Regions from separate parts of the Mus musculus genome. Here regions 1 and 3 are each linked to region 2. The links are chromatin loops, found by intact Hi-C in ENCODE. Cell type or tissue: heart. All regions are shown on one strand.

Region 1 (2,500 bases), 100 kb before region 2:
TGGTGTTCCAGTGTCCCAGGGTGACAGGAAACCACCTCCCAGTTTTGCCAGTAGATTCTCAAACTACAAACGTGATGTGAGCAACGTGTCCACTGGGCAGCTCGCTCCTGTTTACCCCCGTGGGCTCCTGGGCCTGCTGCCTGGGAGGGAAGCATTGCCTTAGAGCAATTCCATCCGCTCTTCCCAGAGGCACCTCTTCCTATCTAGGGATGGAAGTGAATGAAACCTTCCCAAATCGTTCACAGCAGCAACAGGTGAGGCACTAAGAGAAACTGCCAGCAAATTCCGTGCTCCGGGTAAACGAGTGCGTCTGTAATACAACACTAGTCACCAACCCATAAACCATCCCTGCAACCAAGGATCTGCAGTCACGGGAGTGACGGCGAAGATGGAAATATACAGAGGTGCAAAGATCCGAGGAAGAAAAAAGACCGTGAACCAGAGGAGACCCAAAGAAAAGGGGGCGTTGGTGTGGGCGGCCGCGCCCCTGCTGCAGTCGGCCAGGGTGACTCCGGAGCAGCCAGGTCTCTCCAGCCTCTGGGAGGCGCTGGCCCAGAGAGCCCAGGCCGGGCCGGGCACACAGGAGGTTTCCGGAGCCACAGCGCCCCTTCTGCCCAGCCTGGGAGACGCAGCCGGCCGCCACCCCCGCCTCGCCGGGCCGGGCCGACCGGCACGAGTGCGCTTCCCGCAGAGGGGAACCGGCACAAAGCCGCTGCACACACAATGGCCGGGCTCTGCACGCGGCGCAATCTACAACCTAGCCCCCCACGTGGCTGCCTGCACTCACATCTGGGCAACGAGGGTCGGTGATCGACGGGCACCCAGATCTTCTGTACCCGGCTCTGGGTCAGTTCCAACGGCATCTTCGTAGCTGTATTCGGCGACCCGCCACCCCTGGAGGAAAGACTCCGACTTGGGGAGAAGAGCAGCAGCAGATCCCCCCGGAACAAAGGACAGGAAGGGTGCGTCCGCCTGCACGCGGCTGGGCGCTCCCTTGCACTGCTTTGGAAAATGTGCTTTGTGCGGAGTCTCGGAGGAAGGATCGCCTGAGCGGAGACACGAGACAGATGAGAGCGGCGTGGAGTTGCGGCTGCTGCACTGCTGACTAGTCGGCTCTGTTCAAAAGCTCAGGGATGCTCCAGCGCAGTGACAGCCACGGTCCCAACACCCAGCACTGCCACTTGCTCCTCTCCAGTTCTGTCGGGATGCCACACGCACTGCCCGGCCTTTTAAGATCTGACCGGTAGCGCGGCGCGTCAGCCTCGGGGCGGGCCGCATTCTTTGCGTCCCAGCCCCCTTTCACGTGGAGAGAAGGGTGGGCAAGGCCAAGAGACAGCCTGCTGCCGCCCCCTGCGGGTGGACGAGAGCAGCACGCTCTGTTCCTGCAACCCAGGCTGGTTCTTTCGTCCTCCTTTCCGTCCCTAAGTTTATTCCCTAAGGGCGCAAGACAGGAACGGAGTCCCCAAATAATTCCAGCCACTTTCCTCATCTGTGCTTGGAAGGCAGCAGCGATCTGATAATGTCCAATGTGGTTCGTTGACAGTCCTCCACCCCTACACACACACACACACACACACACACACACACAGAGCTAGAGCTATGTAAAAGCATCTTCCCAGTTCAGCCTTACAAGCCGTGGGAGCCCCAACACCATGCACCATAGTTACATGATTTGGGGACTGGCTCAGTCCAAGTGAAGACGCAGGTCAGAGCTGCCTCCTGGTAACACCTGTGCATTATCGCCCACTATGTCCCCTGCCATTGCTGACACTGCCACCTCCGGGCACGGGCGCATACTTTTCCTGAATCCCCGGGAAACATGCTTGGGTAGTGTTGCTACCCCTCACTCAGTGCTACCGTGCCTGGCGCTTGAAGGGGGGCAATAAATAAATAAGGAAGGAAGGAAGGTTCGACCGAAAAGGAACTTTGGGATGCGGGGGGCGGTTGGTATTATTTTCCCTTTCAACATGGGCCATATTCCATACCCCTTCTGCAAGTAGTGATTAAAAGTAGACCCCATTCCCTCTCCCATTACCGGACTATGAGCCCCAAAGTAACTATCAAGGGACAGCTAGATCCTAAATTCATGTCACCCACCCAACCCCCACGCGCCCGCTCTAGCACACCGGCTATATTTTGTTTGATGTGAACATGCCCTCGCTTCCTTTCCGATTTTTGCACTTTGCATAGGCTGGAGATACATGCATAACAGGCAATCGTTGAACCGCCAGAGTTCATTTATTCAGCGACGATCTAAGGGATCTTTCGGTGAGGACCGCTGCACGGGAGGCCGTGGAGACAAGACACTTTAAATGTGATTTTAGCGAAGGAAGCCTCCGCTCAGAAGATCTGCCTTGCTTAGCGCAAGCTGCACACGTCGCGGTGAAGCTGAGCTGTGATTGGAGGCGCTCGCGGAACCCCACACTGCAGTGGAAAAGTCTGCGCAGAGGCTGCCACACGTCGCGCACGTCCTGCATGCTCTGCTGGGAGGGCGCCGGCC
Region 2 (2,500 bases):
TCACAGCCTTAAACTGCAGAATACTCTACAGCGCTTCTCTGCTCTTGCTTTCCCTCTTCCTCATAGGTGCAGCCTTTCCACTTGTAATAAAACTCCTCTTCCAGGTCTTTCCAGCTTGTAATCTGGTTCTTCGGATCAATCCAGGCCTGGGTTTTCCAACGAGCTTCTTAGAGATCTAACCCCTGGAGAAGCACCTTACTGAGCTTGCAGCACTCATTCAGAGCACAACTGGTCCAAGCAGAAGAAGCTCGAAAGCTAGCGGAGGGACATGAACGCTAAAACTCCCCTTAGCGCAGGCCTGAGCATGCCGGGGGTTACAACAGACACTCTCTGTCCCGGTGAGACAACGGCCTCAACCTTCACTTCAGGTGCTCTGGAAGGAAACAAGTTTTGGGGTTTGTGTTTTGGCTTCTCCATTCCTGAGGCCCGACGCAGTCTGGGTTACTGCGGTCTTGCGACCCAACAACTTGGTCTGGGCATGGGCCATGAAGAGGAGAAAGGTACTTTCTTCACTGTCAAGAGGATCGGGACTGGTGAAGGGGGGATCTAGGTGGCCCGGTGGAACGTGGCAGGCTGAAGGAGCCCAACGTGGAGGGCTGGGAACCCCCCGGGCAGCTCGGGGTGCCCCGCCCGCATCCCCGCGCCCCTCACGGCGCGGCCTAGAGCCGCGGCCTCGCGTCCAGCGCATCCGTGAAGGCGCGCACACCCGAGTCTACGTTCCGGATCAGACCGCCTGCCAGGGCCGCCGCGGCGCCACTCACCCGGCCTTCCGAGACGATTGTGCCCATGGGCCACGGCGGCGGCAGCGCGGAGCCCGGCCGCCCTGCGCGGAAGCCCGCCCACCGCCGGAGTCCGCCGCAGCGCCGAGCCTCCACGGAGTCCGCAAAGGGATGCACCGCGCGGGGTAAGAGAGCGGAGGCTGCCGGGAGTCCACGTCTGCGCCTGCGTGTGACTCGCGGAAGCAAAGCTGCACTCTCCGGCTCGCACTGCACCCTGCTGACGGGAGGACTACATTGCATCTCCTCTCTGCCGGCCAAGAGATGGCGCCATTGGCACAAGGTTTCGAGATTCATGTGCCTTCTGACCTTGGAGTAGGAGCCGAATCCCCTACTAGGCTCCAGGTATTCACTCCCAACTATTCCCTTATATACTAAATGGTGGAAATAAATTTGCAGGCGAGATGTTGCAGAATCTAATAGCATTAAAAACACACACTGAGCTAGGTCTTCAGAGAAAGAATGTAAACACTATAAACCTTGCTCGCTTGGAATAAAAATGCAGCAAATGGCAAAAGAAAGGTCAGAGAAACCAGGGCTTTGTGTAAATATGTTTTCCCCATATTTTTGGTTGCATGTAAAAATTATTTCAAGCTATAGCTGGACAGTTGTGACCCATGCCTTTAATCTCAGCCCTTGAGAGGCAGAGACAGAGATTTCTGAGTTCAAAGCCTGCCTGGTCTATATAGTGAGTTCCAGGACAGCCAGGACTACACAGAAACCCTATTTTGAAAAACAGCAACAATAACAACAACCCCCCCCCCCCCCCGCAAAGGGTGGTGGTGGTGGTGAATTCAAGCTGAAAAATGTATCAGTCAGGGTTCTCTATAGTCAGAGGACCTATAGACTGTCTATATATATTAAATGAATTTATTGCAATGATTTACACTCTGCAGTCCAACTAACCTGACAATGGGCAGCTGTGAATGGGAAACCCAAGAATCTAGTAGTTGCTCTGTCCCACGAAGTAGGTTGTTTCATCTGGTCTTCTGTCTAAGCTACAATCTGAAGAAATCGGTTCCAACAGAGATGCTGTCAAGTAAGTGCAAGAAGGTGACGAGGAGTGAGTCAATCTTCTTTCTCCCAATGTCTTTATGTCCTCAAGTTCCACACCTGGATCCGGAACTTGCTTTGTCCCAGGCTGGCCTTGAACTCAGAGAACTGCTTGCCTCAGTGTCCTGGGATTAAAGTTGTGCACTACCTTGCCTGGGCTGTCTCATGATCTCCATGTCAAGATCTGGGTCAGCAGCCTGTGTCTTCCAGCCTCAAGATCCTGTGTGCCCTCCATTTCTGGATTGTAGTTCATTCCAGATGTAGTCGAGTTGAAAACCAGGAATAGCCATCATAAAACTGTGGAGGTGGACCTTACACAAGTGAACACACCAACATTATAATCTGATTTACAAGAAAGTGTTCAAATAATTCTGAAAGTGCCAGGCGTGGTGGCACACGCCTTTAATCCCAGCACTCGGGAGGCAGAGGCAGGGGGATTTCTGAGTTCGAGGCCAGCCTGGTCTACAGAGTGAGTTCCAGGACAGCCAGAGCTATACAGAGAAACCCTGTCTCGAAAAGCCAAATAAATAAATAAATAATAAAAATTTAAAAAATTTTAAAAATTCTGAAAGCTTGAAAATGCAAGCCTGGAATAAAGTACCAGCTTGTGGCAGATAAACATAAAGAAATCAGATAGCAACACCATGTGTGGGTTGATTAAAAGTTTGACA
Region 3 (2,500 bases), 84 kb after region 2:
GAAGAAGAAGAAGAAGAAGAAGAAGAAGAAGAAGAAGAAGAAGGAGGAGGAGGAGGAGGAGGAGGAGGAGGAGGAGGAGGAGGAGGAGGAGGAGGAGGAGGAGAAGGAGAAGGAGAAGGAGAAGGAAGGAGAAAAGGAGAAGAAGAAGAAGAAGAAGAAGAAGAAGAAGAAGAAGAAGAAGAAGAAGAAGAAGAAGAAGAAGAAGAAGAAGAAGAAGAAGAAGAAAGAGTTAAGAGTATAAAACCATCTTGAGAAAAGCCAGATACATCCTCATTAGAGTCAGCTGTGTGAGATGTTCTGTCCCTGTCTTTGTTTCATTTCCTGTGGGTGATATAAAATACCCCAACCAAAGCAGCTTAAGAGAGAAGGGGCTTCTCTGACTTACAGGTCCAGGATGCAGTCCACCCTTGTGTGGCAGCTAAGGTGGCCGAAACCCGAAGCCTTTACTCATATCACACCCTCCATCAAAAGCAGGGATCAATGAATTTGCATGCACACTTATCCCAGCTCACTTCCTCTTTCTATACAGTCTAGGACCCAAATCCATTTAGACTGGGTTTTCCCACATCGATTACAGTAATAAAAACAATCCCCTGCAGGCATGCTCACAGATGACCTAATCTAGGTAATCCACCATTGAGATTCCCTTCCGGTAACTTTAGGTTCTGTTAAATTGGCAATTAACACTAAATCATCACACGCCTGACGTCAAGGGTGTGCCCCTCCTGCCCGAGCAGGTTCTGGCCAGCCCTGATACTTTAAATCTTTAATAACAGAGTCATAGGTATGTGGGTGAGAATCCAGTTTCTTCCATTCTTTTGTTGTTCATCTGGCCTCCTTCTCATTTTCCTCAAGTGGAGCAAGAAGCAGAAGGCATTGAGGTCCACATGAGGGTACCCCGATAGTTGCTGTGCTAAGAGTTACTCATGGCCCTGACACTCTACCCATTTCCTTAAGATGTTCTTTTAGAGTTCTGGGAGATAAAACGTGATGTAATATGCCTTGACAGTCTAGGCCCCTCAGTCCTTGTGAGACCTTCTTCCTGCTCAGGACGAGCATCTACCTGGCATGGCATTTTCGTTTGGTGAAGACACCAGACTCAGAACCAGAGGACAGGGCTCTTCATGAGCAACAATAGCTTAGAGTTTACAATGTGAAGCAAGGAGCTGTCTAAGACTGTGAGATTCCCCTAGACCTCCCAGTAGCGGGGCCATTAGGGAGACTGAAATAGAATCTCAATATGACCCCTTTGGTCAAAGAATTTGTCCAAGAAAACAAAACAAAACACTTCTGAAATCCCAGCCACAAGGAGTCCAGCATAACAAGGTCCTGTTGCAGACACATAGGTGCCTGTGCTCACGTTTGTACATATATATATATTTACATGTGTGTATATATGTGTGTATATATATGAAAAAAGTTTACTTTCTAGAAGCTAATTTCATCTAATGCTGCCCTCTTGTGGCCAATTGGAAATCTTACCTCTGAATTCTGAAAATTTCAGTCTTTGCCACTTTGGAACACTTACCAGGAGCTAGGAGGGCACTGGCTGGCTCACATTAGTTACGTTTTTAGGAATTTCATGGGTTTTGTTTTGTTTCGTTTCTTTTCTTTGTTTGTTTGTTTGTTTGTTTGTTTGTTTGTTTGTTTGTTTGTTTTGAGACAGGGTTTCTTTGTGTAGCCCTGGCTGTCCTGGAACTCACTTTGTAGACCAGGCTGGCCTCGAACTCAGAAATCCACCTCCCTCTGCCTCCCGAGTGCTGGAATTAAAGGCGTGCACCACCATGCCCGGCCTCATTTTTTGTTTTAAATGTTCGCCCTGGGAATTTAATCCAAGGCCTTGAGCATGCTAGACACATGTTCTATTCAGCTATGATCCAGCCCTTTGAACTGTTTTGTTAATACTTTTCTCTCTTTTTCTGTTTCGTAATGTTGATTTTTGGGTGGGATTGGAGCACGAGCATCCGGAAGTTAGAGGACAAGTTTTGAGAGTTGGTTTTCTCCTTCATTCACTAGGATTGGTGCCAAACTCCCTTACTCCCTGAGACATCTTTCTCCCCCAGTCGGATTGTTAGGTTTTGTGTGTTTGATTTGGTTTAGAGCAGTAGTCCTTAGCCTTCCTAATTCTGTGACCCTTTAATATAGTTCTGTATGTTTAATGGCTAATCTTACTCCAACTCAGCAGTTATTAGTCCACAGGACTAAATGAGGAAAAATCCACAACTGCCAAGTGTCAGACATTGCACCGCAGGCCACAGACATGCACAACCCAGCCCTGCTCGTAGGAACTAGTAGACTGGAAGAAAAAAAAAACTTGAAATATTTTTGTGGTGCTGAGGATACAGGTCAATAGTAGAATGTTTTCTCAGCCCTGGGTTCAATCCTTAGTATAGAAGAAAAAGAAGAAAGGGAGATATGGGTGGAAGGAAATACGGAGGGAGGAAGGGAATGAGGGAGGGAGGGAGGGAGGGACATTTGTTGAAAGTCTAAGATGGAGATA

Evidence for each region. Peaks named below come from ENCODE experiments on the same cell type or tissue, not always from the same donor. Only the 100,000 strongest peaks of a DNase experiment are listed, where the experiment ranks them.
Region 1: it touches region 2 in a loop (5-fold over the local background); 4 of 42 quality-filtered maps call a loop at or near these places.
Region 3: a loop joins it to region 2, with 7 times the contacts of the local background. A loop is called at or near these places in 22 of 42 quality-filtered maps.

What each region holds. Positions count from the first base shown.
Region 1 is chr2:11,500,838-11,503,337 of GRCm38, forward strand. Pfkfb3 (6-phosphofructo-2-kinase/fructose-2,6-biphosphatase 3) reads right to left here and starts at 1,253. Exons shown (of 18, transcript NM_001177753.1): 1 at 788-1,253. The coding sequence starts at 863. It overlaps Gm52500 (a long non-coding RNA gene), which reads left to right and starts at 1,173. Exons shown (of 3, transcript XR_003953759.1): 1 at 1,173-2,500. In heart, CTCF peaks have their summits at 1,352 (motif pointing left) and 2,458; DNase peaks (open chromatin) are centred at 14, 534, 1,264 and 2,474; H3K4me3 peaks cover 2,500 bases; H3K27ac peaks cover 2,500 bases.
Region 2 is chr2:11,602,324-11,604,823 of GRCm38, forward strand. Rbm17 (RNA binding motif protein 17) reads right to left here and starts at 876. Exons shown (of 12, transcript NM_152824.1): 1 at 762-876. In heart, a CTCF peak has its summit at 1,008 (motif pointing right); a DNase peak (open chromatin) is centred at 958; H3K4me3 peaks cover 1,163 bases; H3K27ac peaks cover 1,366 bases.
Region 3 is chr2:11,686,220-11,688,719 of GRCm38, forward strand. The region is part of intron 7 of Il2ra (interleukin 2 receptor, alpha chain); the gene reads left to right. The region is part of intron 1 of Gm39760 (a long non-coding RNA gene); the gene reads right to left. Among named protein-coding and RNA genes, the nearest start is that of Gm39759, 6.1 kb to the right of the region's middle. In heart, a CTCF peak has its summit at 1,458 (motif pointing left); no DNase peak of the experiment used is centred here.